Regions from separate parts of the Homo sapiens genome. Here region 1 is linked to region 2. A link is a contact called in ENCODE Hi-C data. All regions are on one chromosome and are shown on one strand. The core of a region is the stretch at or near the end of the contact, and the rest is flanking DNA. Distances in the headings are between cores, read along the strand shown. Region 1 overlaps LOC105369917 (a long non-coding RNA gene). Region 2 has its middle 64 kb from the start of MIR492.

Region 1 (6,338 bases), core at 2,044-4,543, 570 kb before region 2:
TTCAGGACCCTTCCAGCTAAAAAGATGCCATGATTTCATCTGCTAGCCTAGAGGCACTTTATGAAAGTTGCATTTTGGGAATAATATATATGATAGATATCATTATAATAATTATGACAATGGTAATACTAATGTTTATTGATCTTTAACTATGTGCCCAGGCACTGTGCTAAGTTATTCATGTGTATTTTCTTATCTAAATCCTCACAGCAATCCAGGGGGTAGGTACTAATTTTATCCCTGATAACAGAGGTGGAAACTGAGACACAGGTTAACTTATCTAAGGTCAAGGAGCTCGCATGTGGTGGGATCAGAATTCAAATCCAGATTTTCTCACTATGAACAGAGACTGCTTTTAATCAAAATTCTGCAAGAGTTTCTACAAGGTGAAGTCTCAGCCCCCACTTCCTCGGACATGCTCGTAAGAAGTGTAAAGTGTTCCCAGATGAATGCTTTCAGCTTGTTGATGAGTTCCAGCTGGGGAGAAGAAATAATTCAACCGTACATTTAGCAAGAAGGCACAGAGCCTACCTCAATATGCAAAGGAATCCAGCTTGTTTCAAGTGTCAAGTGACAGTTTAGACAAGAGAAAAGGACTCAGTACAAATGAGATGGGACAGAGGTTGCATCCCGTGCATGTCTTCTGAGATATATACAAAATAGAGAAACAAAGACTAACTCATCCACTGATTTCACCGTAGTAATGCAGATTATTTCCTGACATTTCAATACACAGATACACACACACACACACCACACACACACACACACACACATCTATTTTCAGTTTTCAAAATATTCATCACTGTCACTACGAACAATGAACAACTAGTCTTATTTTGTGGTAGAGGAGTCTTCCCAGAGTACCTGACAGGTGACCAAATATCACCCTGCTCCTGCAAACCTATTTGATTCTGGGAGTCTTGGTAGACATGCTTGGTTGGTTTACAGCCTGTGCTTCTTATAAATTCACTAGTGGCTTAAAAAAAAAAAAAAGCATCAGCACGATGAAAATATATGTCTTTCTTAAGTTGCACTCACCCATGACATCCAAATCAAAGGCTTGTCAGCTGAGGTTGTCCCAGTTCCCTCCAAGAGAATATTAACAATTAATCCTGATCACCCGAAACAAACAGGTTCCTATTCAAATACTGGCTGTCAGTATCTGGCTGTCAAGCCAAGAGCAAGGCTAAGGCCTCAGCCTGCCCAGCTGTCTGCCCGCTGGGTGACAGTGTTGATCCATCTGAAATAAATGCGCTTTGTCCCTGGGCCAGAAAATACCAGGTCCCTAAAAGGAAAGACTGCAGCCAGATGGTGTTCTGAGGGCCTGGGGAAACGCTTTGCCTTCCTTCCCGGAGAGAAGCAGAATGATTCTGTGTTTTCTTTATCTTTCAAAGGAAGATGTGAGGTGAAGCATTGTTCTGATGTTACCATATTGGGCTAGGTTTCTCTGGGCGAAGTGCTACCGCGAATGATGTGATTACACATAATAAATTACTTGCATTTTCCTGATAATTTAATGAGGGCAAAGAGCTTGCAATGAGCGTTGTGAAAACTCAGCTGAAAATTCATTTCAGCTGTTTGTTCGGATGCATGGGGCTGGAAGGATTCTTTAACTGAGGTGTTCTTTTTTATACACATGTGCATCCAGGGCTCTGGGGTGGGACAAGATTGTCTCTGTGGAATATTATTTCCAAATTGCCAGCTCACATATTTACATTATTCTATCTGTTCTGACGTGATCCTTGACTTCAAGAGGGAAGAGAGTTCCTGTCCAGATACAAATACTGTTCAGATGCAAATACAGGAACAGGCCAGCTGCAGTGGCTCATGCCTATAATCCTAGCACTTCCCTGGGAGGCTGAGGTGGGAGGATCACCTGAGGCCAGGAGTTCAGGACCAGCCTGGTCAACGTGGTGAAACCCCGTCTCTAATAAAAACACAAAAATTAGCCAGGCATGGTGGCGTGTGCCTATAATTCCAGCTACTTGGGAGGCTGAGGCAGGAGAATCACTCCAGCCTGGGTGACAGAGTGAGACTCCATTTCGAAAAACAACAAAAACAGGAACAAATACTGTAGTCTGTAGTTACAATTCCAGGTGACCAGTGGAAATGGTGGAAGTGTGTAGTGACACCGCAGTAGAGGAGAGAGAATGATGGAACCAGCCATGTCTCTCCTTTAAAGGGACAAGACAGAAAATGAATTGAGTGCTTCAGGAGGCTTTAAAAGGCTTGGTTTGGGCCATTTTTTGTTCTCCTCCACCGTACCTCTCCAAAGATGGAGTAAAGAGAATAGTGACTCAAAACATTGTGACTCTTCATCACAATGTTTTATGAGGAATGAAGCCATGTTAATTTTTTTTTAAGCGAGACAGAGTCTGTCACCTAGACCGGAGTGCAGTGACACAATTATAGCTCACTGCAGCCTTGACTCCTGGGCTCAAGGGATCCTCCCGCCTCAGCTTCCTAAGTAGCTAGGACGGCAGGCACACACCATCACACATGACTAATTTTATTTTTTGTAGATTTGAGGTCTCACTATGTTGCCCAGACTGGCATCAAACTCCTGGCCTTAAGTGATAGATCCTCCTGCCTCATCTTCCCAAAATGGGGGGATTACAGGCATGAGCCACTGCCCCGAGCCAAAGTCATGTTTACGTGAGCCTTTGTCCCAAATTCTTATAATCAGGTTGAAAGACTAAAATAGAATTATCAACTTAAGAAATTATATCACAAAACTTTTAGTACTTAGTATATGTGCTGCCGAAGCGAGCACAACAAAACTTATAGTACTTAAATAGTTTCTTGGCTGGGCATAGTAGCTCAGGCCTGTAATCTCAGCACTTTTGGAAGCTAGACAGGAAGATTGCTTGAGACCAGGCATTCAAGACCAGCCTGGGCAACATAGTGAGATCCCATCAAAAAAAAATTATTTTTAAGTTTCTTTTTTCACCTTTGTTTTATTTAATATTATTTGATCCAACTTATTTGAGCCAATTTAGCACATTTATATTTTATTACAAGTGACATAATAAAGGTTTGGGTTTTTTAATAACAAAGGTTTTTGATATTTCAACTACACTACAACTGCAGTCATATTTTCTAAAGGAGCTCTCCTTGAGTTCTGAGAATCTCAAATGAGGGTGAAGAATACAAACAGGTGGGCTGTGGATTGGGCTTTTGCTCTCTGAGACTCACACAGACACTGAGCATCACGGAGCCAAGGACCATCAAAGCCAGAGGGTGAAGCTGTTGAGCTGTGAGTCACTTCCCTGTCTCTCCTCTTCAGACACTTCAAAGCCTTTTCTAACTTTAGCTACCGAACACCCAGACAGCATGGGCCCTCTTAGGGCAAACTGCAACCACACGCATTTTTTTTTTTTTTTTGAAAGGGAGTCTCACTCTTGTTGCCCAGGCTGGAGTGCAGTGGCATGATCTTGGCTCACTGCAACCTCCGCCTCCTGGATTCAAGCGATTCTCCTGCCTCAGCCTCCTGAGTAGCTGGGATTACAGGTGTGTGCCACCATGCCTGGCTAATTTTTGTATTTTTAGTAGAGATGAGGTTTCACCGTGTTGGCCAGGCTGATCTCAAATTCCTGACCTCAGGTGATCCACCTGCCTCGGCCTCCCAAAGTGCTGGGATTACAGGCATGAGCCACCGTGCTCCACTCCACATGCATTTTTGTATCCTATTCAGTATATATTAAGGATATTTTATCAGAGTTTTGGTAGCCTCTACCCTGCAGGGACCAACCACATGATCAGCAGAGAGGGTAAAAGGATTTATGAGAGGAGGCCTTGGGCAGCAGAGATTGAGAACTTTCTGGGACTTACCAGAACAGAGCAGTAAGCAGCTCCAGGAACACCCATATCTTTCTGTCCCTGCAGAGATGTGCACACATCTACTCATCTTCCTATTTCTTTTCTTTTCTTTGAGACAGTCTTGCTCTGTCACCCAGGCTGGAGTCCAGTGGCACAATCTCGGCTCACTGCAACCTCCACCTCCTGGGTTCAAGCGATTCTCCTGCCTCGGCCTCCCGAGAAGCTGGAATTAACAGGTGCCTTCCACCAGGCCGGGCTAATTTTTGTATTTTTAGTAGAGACAGGGTTTCGCTATGTTGGCCAGGCTGGTCTCAAACTCCTGACCTCAGGTGATCCACCGCCTAGGCCTCCCAGAGTGGTGGGATTACAGGCGTGAGCCACTGCACCCAGGCCACATCTTCCAATTTATTTTACCTTCTTAGTATTCCGATCCTGAAGGTCTTTGGAGGCTTATATGACTGCTTTGTGAGAAGTCAGCACCACAGATTATTTGCAGGGAGGGTCCTCTGGTATACTTTGATTTTTGAAAATGCAGAAAAGCATAAAGAAAGAAATTAAAAGCATTCACACTTCTGCTACCCAGAACTAAGCACTGCTAATGGTTAGGTGTATGAGCACACCTCATTCTACTGTGCTTTGTAGTTATTGCATTTCACAAATATCGTGATTTTTACAAACTGAAGATTTTTGACAACCCTGTGTCCTGCAAGTCTATCAGCACCATTTTTCCAACAGCATGAGCTCACCACATGTCTCTGGGTCACATTTTCGTAATTGTAGCAACATTTCAAACTTTTTTTTTTTTTAAGGACAGGGTCTCCCTCCCGTCACCCAGGCTGGAATGCAGTGGTGTGATCTTAACTCACTGCAGCCTCCATTTCCTGAGCTCCCACCTCAGCCTCTCGAGTGGCTGGATGTACAGGCGCGCACCCCGACACCCAGCTAATTTTTTGTATTTTTATTAGCTATGGGGTCTCGCCATGTTGCCCAAGCTGGCCTTGAACTCTCAGGCTCAAGCGATCTGTCCACTTTGGCCTCCTGAAGTATTAGGATTAAAGGCATGAGCCACAGCGCCTGGCCTCAAACTTTTCATTATTATTATATTTCTTAGAGTGATCTGAGATCAATGATCTTTGATGTTACTATTGTAACTGTTTTCAGGCACCACAAACCAAGCCCATATAAAATGGCTTAATTTTGATCAATGTTGCGTGTATTTTGACTGCTCTGCTGACTGGCTATTTTCCCAATCTCTTTCCCTCTCCTCTAGCCTCCCTATTCCCTGAGACACAACAATATTGAAATTAGGGCTACAGTGGCCTTTAAGTATTCAAGTGAAAGGAAGACTTGCCCAACTCTCACTTTAAATCAAAAGCTATGATTTAGCAATGATTAAGCTTAGTGAGAAGGGCATGTTGAAAGCTGACATAGGCCGAGAGCAAGGCTGCCTTTCACCATTCAGTTTAGTCGAGTTGTGAATGCAAAGGAAAAGTTCTAGAAGGAAATGAAAATGCTACTCCAGTGAATACACAAATGATAATAAAGCAAAACAGCCTTACTACTGACAGGGAGAAAATTTTAGTCATCTGGATAGAAGATCAAATCAGCCACAACATTCCCTTAAGCCAAAGCCTAATCCAGAGCAAGGCCCTAACTCTCTTCAATTGTATGAAGGCTGAGAGAGATGAGGAAGGTGCAGGAGAAAAAGTTGAAGCTAGCAGATGTTGGTTCCTGAGGTTTAAGGAAAGAAGTGGTCTCTGTAATATAAAGGTGCAAGGTAAAGCAGCAAGTCCTAAATATAGAAGCTGCAGTAAGTTCTCTAGATCTAACTAAGATCATTGGTGAAGGTGGCTACACTAAATAACAGATTTTTAACATCGATGAAACAGCCATATATATATTTTTTTCTTTTTAAGTGAAAGCAAGTTTATTAAGAAAGTAAAAGAATAAAGAATGGCTACTCTACAGACAAAGAAGCCCCAGGGGTTGCTGGTTGCCCATTTTTATGATTATTTCTTGATTATATGCTAAATGAGGGGTAGATTATTCATGCCTCCCCTTTCTAGACCATATAGGGCAACTTCCTGACATTGCCATGGCACTTGTAAACTGTCATGGCGCTGGTGGGAGTGTAGCAGTGAGGATGACCAGAAGTTACTCTCGTCGCCACCTTGGTTTTGGCTGACTTCTTTACTGCAACCCGTTTTATCAGCAAGGTCTTTATGACCTATATCTTGTGCCTACCTTTTAACTCATCCTGTGACTTAGAATGCCTAACCGTCTGGGAATGCCACCCAGGAGGTCTCAGCTTTATTTTACTTAGTCTCTATCCAAGATGGAGTCGCTCCAGTTCAAATGCCTCTGACATTTCCCCCCTCTCTTTTATAAGAGAAACTTTAATCCTAAGGGTTGCAGAGGGATGAAGATCCATCTTCTATAACTTATTCAAGCTGAATAGGCGCAATGATATTCCTGCCTAACTACTGGGTCTCTTGCATTCAGGGTAGAGAGGAGCT
Region 2 (5,550 bases), core at 2,661-5,160:
TCTAACACCAAATAAATGAATAAATGAATTATATAGCTCCTTCTGCTGTATTTGCACATAAGCTGTTATTGGCATTCAGTGTTACTAAAATGGTTAACTCTTATCTCCAGCCAAAGAAGATGTGCATTAAAAAACAAAAATGCATTGGAGAGTCTATTGTTCATTTTGTTCTCTGTCTTTCCAGCCCAGAAAATCTATGATTTTACTGTCAATTTGTGTAGGCAGACAATAGTTCTCACTTCCATATATATATATTTTTTTTTTACCATATAGGGCCCACTTTAGCATATAAGGGCCATTTCAGGGAAAATGTTGCTGTGAGAACGTCTTCACAATAGCTGGAATATAAGTTGATTATTCAAGACATTTTAATTTTAAAATTGTAATAAACATTTATTGAACACAAATTCTCAGATGGAGGGTATTAGACATTTTTCTCTAGAGTTGGAAGGCAGCATAGAACAGGCAAAGGGAATGAAGTTGTTTCTGACTTAAGACCAAATCCAGATCCCAGAATTTACAAGCTATATAGCTGCCCAGCTGTGGCCCCAGCTGTTTCTTCCCTGAGTGTCCATTTGCTCTACTCCATGTGGATGACAATGAAGAACATCAGAGAATACTCCTCACCCTGCCCTCTCCCTGCCCAGGCTTCCATGAATCTTTTCATCGTCTGTTCCCTCTCTTTGGTGTCTGTGTATTCACCAGATGTTTAATAGGTATTTACCATATGTCAAGCAATGCTGGGCACAGGGCTGTACCAACAAACAAGACCTGGTCCTATTCCCTGAGGGCTCCCTGAGGGCTGACAAGCTGGGATCTGCACATGGGGTGAGTGGGTAGCAGGCAGCTCTTTAACATGGCATTATGGGGTTAAATTTCTCCTAGCACAAATTCTGGGTCAGATTGAGCCCCTGGTGATTGTCTCTTTCCAGTTGGTAGGCTCGGATGCTGTGGAGTGGTCCAGTGTGGGGTTTACTCTCAGTTTTGCTTTGCTAAGGGAAATCTGGGACTTGTTATTCTGCGGTTACATCATTAATTAGTGATACTTGCAGCAGTAAACATCATGTCAGCTAAAATTAGTAATTCTGCCACCTCTTCTGCTGAAGCTAAATGGGAGGGAGAGCTGGATCTGGTGGGATGTGCGCCCAACATTCCCAAACCAAAGGCAAAAGGACGTTCAGCAAGGTTTAGCAGGGAAGAAGGACTGTGCTCAGGTGCGCATGTAAACTGGGCAGGAGAGCTCTTGAAACAGGAAAAAGACAACTTGTTCATGTTGCTCAATGTTTTTCCTGGTAATCCTTGACAAAATTCATGCAGTTCATCTATCCATACACAAGGAGTGCCTGCTATATATCGGGAGTAATACAGAAGTAAAAGAAAGGGCTCGCAAGAAATCTGTGATCTAATTAAAAAGATAGATTATAGTGTTATAGATTTTTAAAAAATATTAGCATCCATTGTTGGTAAAGGGAAAAGGAGATGAACATCTTTAAACACTGATGCTGGGAGTATTAATTGATGCAGTTGTTCTAGAGATCAATTTAGCAATACTTACAAATGCTCTAATTTGTATTTCAATTTGTCAAGCAAGTCCACTTATGGGAATCTATCTGGAGAAACTAATAATGGAAATGTGCATAAGCACGCAAGAATGTTTATTGTTATTTTTTATGGTAGCCAAGAAGAAAAGGAAACAAGTGAAATGTCCCGTAATGTGGTGTTATTGACAACCTTGTCTGGCCGTACAATGGAATGCAATGCAGCCTTGAAACAACGCATTTTAGAAGAGAGTTAAGTGACCTATGAAATATTAATGCCACATTGTTAAATGAAAAGAGTAGATCACAAATCAATAAGAATCCCATGACTCCAATTTTGCATAATATGTGCATAAAAACAATGTCAACAGTGGCTATTTCTAGGCTCTTTGAATCTTCAAATTTGTGTTTGTTGTGGATTCCCAAATTTTCTACAGTGAACACATACTGCCTTTGTAGTTATAAAAAGCCGTTGACAATAGAAAGTAATAAAAGTGCAGTTTGGCTAAAGGCCTCGGCCAAGTGCCTGAGAGCCCAAGAGTGGAGCTCAGCAGAAACAAGGCTGTTCTTTTTCTCATGTGTGCGTGTGTGCATTATTTCATTCAACAAATACCTGTTGTGTTTGCAGGCATATGTTAATCCACGCATCACACAACCATGGAGCACTTACCATTGCCAGAGGCTGTGCTGAGGGCTGTAGGTACAGAAGCCTCAGCTCCACAGATGAGGAGCCGATTGTCATGGAGCGTCTCTTCTGTTGGAAAGAAACACAAGCAGATAAACAAACAAGAGAATTGTAGATAGTACCAAATGTTTTGAGGAACATAGCCAGGGTATTTTAATAGAGAGTGACTGGGCAGTCAGGGGTGATCTCTGAGGAGTTCACAGCTATGGAAAGACCAGGAAGAAAAATAAACATGAAAATGCCCTGAAGTAGGCACCTGCTTGGCTTTTGAAGGAGAAAGAAAATAAGTCAAGTGTGTCTAGAGCCTGGGGGAGTGAGGCTCCCACCTACATCTCTAACCTGATCATGTGTCTTGCTCCCCCAGGCTACCTACAGCCCCCATATAGTGTTATTGTCAGGATTAACTGAGATAATACACAGTGCCTGACAAATTAAACCAGCCTTAAACATTTTTGTGAGGTAATCAGGAAAAGTGGAGCACAAACGGGTTATTTGGCTGTATCAAGGATTTATTATCAATTTTTTAGGCATTATGACATTTGAATGTTTATGTTAAACAAAGGTCCTTATCTTTTAGAGGTACATGTTAAACTACTCATGAATAAAATGTTATAATGTTCAGGATTGACTTCAAAATTACCCATGGGGAGGGAGGCAGTGGCTGGGGGGATGACCCTAAGTTAATGATTAATAAAGCTGTACTCTGGTTACATGGAATCCATTTTAACATTCTCTCTTTTGTATGTTAGAAATTTTTATGATAAGAAGTTTCAAGTTCACACATCAATAAAAGTTTGGTGGAAGATGAGCCCACAGTAAATATCTCTTAAGTCTTCTTACTTCTGGAGATGCAAACCCACAAGCAAACTCTCCCTTTTCTGTGACATTCACTATTCCGCCTTTCTCGGATGTTAAGCTTCCTTGCAGAGGCTATTTTGAGGTGTGTGTCAATGCATGGGGCCATCTGTCATGAAGGAGTGGCCGAACGTTTTGCTGTCACAGCAGCAGAGGATGTTTTACTTAATGACTTTTAAATTATGCTTTGCATTTTCTAAGATAGTGTCTTCTGTGGGGAATAAGCTCACTGGATAGCACAGTTTGCTTTTAAATTGGGTCCAAGCCTTTTCAAAACATTAGATTAGAGTCTCACCTAAACTGTCTTTCAGGAAAGGCAAAGGATATGTATAGGGGAAGAAAGGCAGTAGGCCGAGAAACATGAATGGCCTCAGTTTTCTTTCAGCCTTCTCCTTAACAAGCTACATGGCTTTGGACATGTCATTTAGCTTCTCTGAGCTTCAGTTTCCACATGTAAGGAATAAGAGAATTGGACTAATTTCTCTGGTCCCTTCCAATTCTAAAAATCTCCTTCTTACTGATAACTTTCTCACTAAATATATTCATGTTCACTGGAGAAAATCAGGAACATGTGGAAAAGGCAAAGACAGAAATAAAAATCACCTTCGCTCTACCACCCAGAAGATAACTATTTTCAGTGCCTGTATATGTTATTCTTCTTAAGAATCAAATTCATGCAACATATTTTGTTGAACAACTAATCGGTACGTTGCATCAACCATTGAAGGAACGTAAAGATAAGCAGATGTGGTCTCTTCCCTCAGGAGTTGGTAATTTTATGGCCAGCACAGTTTCCTGCTGCTTTACATAAGGGGCACTCCCCATGAGAGAGAACCTTGCGTCCGGCACTACACTCTGCTGAGTTTTAATGCTGTTTGCATTGTTATTACACCCGTATTTGAAAACTTTTTTTGAATATTATTTCTTCCGATTATGTGCAGAGGTAGAGCTCTTATGGGCAGGCTAATGCGTAAAGGGTAGAATTTTCCAAGAAAAGCAACAGATGCTCTTAAACCAGACTTTCTTTATTATATTCATTTTCTTTGGCTGCCTGCCTCTAACATATCAGCACTGATGCGGAGAAGCAACTTGTCTGCTTTGAATTTCACCTGCTGCCCTTGGGCCACACACAGCCTCCTCTGATGAAGCCTAATGGGCAATGCTGCAGTCAGGGAGCTGGAAGGCCGGCAGAGGAGGAGAAGGCTTTAGGTGCAACGGGGGGAATCCGGAAGCTAGCCCTCCTTCCCTGGGACAATTCACTTTGCAACAGGAGGCAGCAAGAAAACCTAGAAATCTGGCGAAAGTGGTGAAAGAGCACTGAAGGGAGGGAGGAGAGAGGAAAGGGTGGGGATGTGGAGAGACCAACTTATTTGGTTGAAATGTGCATATATTTGGCTGAAATGTGCATTCAGCGTGTCAGGGCTGCTGTATTATTCATGAAGCTCTCATGTGTCTTTTTCCACACCAGTTTCAAAGAGGAGATGTGTGATCCGAGCCTGGCAGAGTGCCCTGCTTACACAGCACCACCCCAGTACCCTGCCCTCACTTCAGGGGAATCTGGGTCTGTAGCCACAGCAGTCAAGAGTGGGGATTTTGCATTATTCTCACCTTCCCTGAATGTAGCATTCCTGTACCCACAAATGGAACATCAGTTCAAATAGTAAATATTGTATTTAAATTTTCTATCACAAACTTTGGGCATGTCTTTGAGTTTAGCATAGATGAATGTTCGCCATCATTCCATTATTTGAAAAAGTTCCTTAGCGCCCCCTCCCTCCCCTCTACGAATGGAATTTGCCTTCCAAGGTGCAGGAAAGAGACATGAAAGAAGAAATAAATATTTTTGATGGCATGCATTTGAGAATTTCCTAGTTCTCAAGGAATTCAGGCCTGACCATAACTTATTGGGTGTTTTCCAGAAAGGCAGTTAGAAACAAAGAATATGCAGAGAAGGAAATTCAAGTCCCATAACACAAATGGACATTGGAAAATCTGCCTTCCTCTTTTTTTTGTTTTTGTTTGTTTGTTTGAGAGGAGTTTCGCTCTTGTTGCCCGGGCTGGAGTGCAATAGCACAATCTCAGCTGGCTGCAACCTCTCTCCCGGGTTCAAGCAATTCTCCTGCCCCAGCCTCCCAAGTGGCTGGGATTATAGGTGCCCACCACCACGCCCAGCTAATTTTATATTTTTAGTAGAGATGGGGTTTCACCATGTTGGCCAGACTAGTCATGAACTCCTGACCTCAGGTGATCCACCCGCCTCGGCCTCCCAAAGTGCTAGGATTACAGGTGGGAGCCACTGCTCCCAGCCACCCTTCCTTTTAAGAGGGACACAGACAACAGGGAGCATGGGAACTTTGACGGTGTTCATCCTGGAAGGGAAAGTTCTGGAATAACACTTGGCCATCTCCAGATACTTGGAGGCTGTCACATGGAGGAGGAATTAAACTTCCTCTGCACATGATGCAAAAGTGT

The links. Hi-C counts contacts between places; a loop is a spot of excess contacts on that map. Pooled maps may share reads with other maps.
Region 1: a loop to region 2 is called in a map of endothelial cell of umbilical vein, with 9 times the contacts of the local background. The contact joins two enhancer-like sites. A Hi-C loop is called at or near these places in 6 of 168 maps with a recorded cell type or tissue (Calu3, IMR-90, MCF 10A and 3 more) and 10 of 50 pooled maps.

What each region holds. Positions count from the first base shown.
Region 1 is chr12:95,331,531-95,337,868 of GRCh38, reverse strand. It overlaps LOC105369917 (a long non-coding RNA gene), which reads left to right. Exons shown (of 11, transcript XR_001749265.1): 11 at 211-299. Among named protein-coding and RNA genes, the nearest start is that of MIR3685, 25 kb to the right of the region's middle. RefSeq lists an enhancer at 2,032-2,948. Within about 2 kb of position 3,293, at least 2 of the 41 ENCODE cell types and tissues checked have a DNase peak (open chromatin) inside an H3K27ac peak, as active enhancers do.
Region 2 is chr12:94,767,576-94,773,125 of GRCh38, reverse strand. No RefSeq gene overlaps it. Among named protein-coding and RNA genes, the nearest start is that of MIR492, 64 kb to the left of the region's middle. RefSeq lists an enhancer at 2,046-2,605. Within about 2 kb of position 3,910, at least 6 of the 41 ENCODE cell types and tissues checked have a DNase peak (open chromatin) inside an H3K27ac peak, as active enhancers do.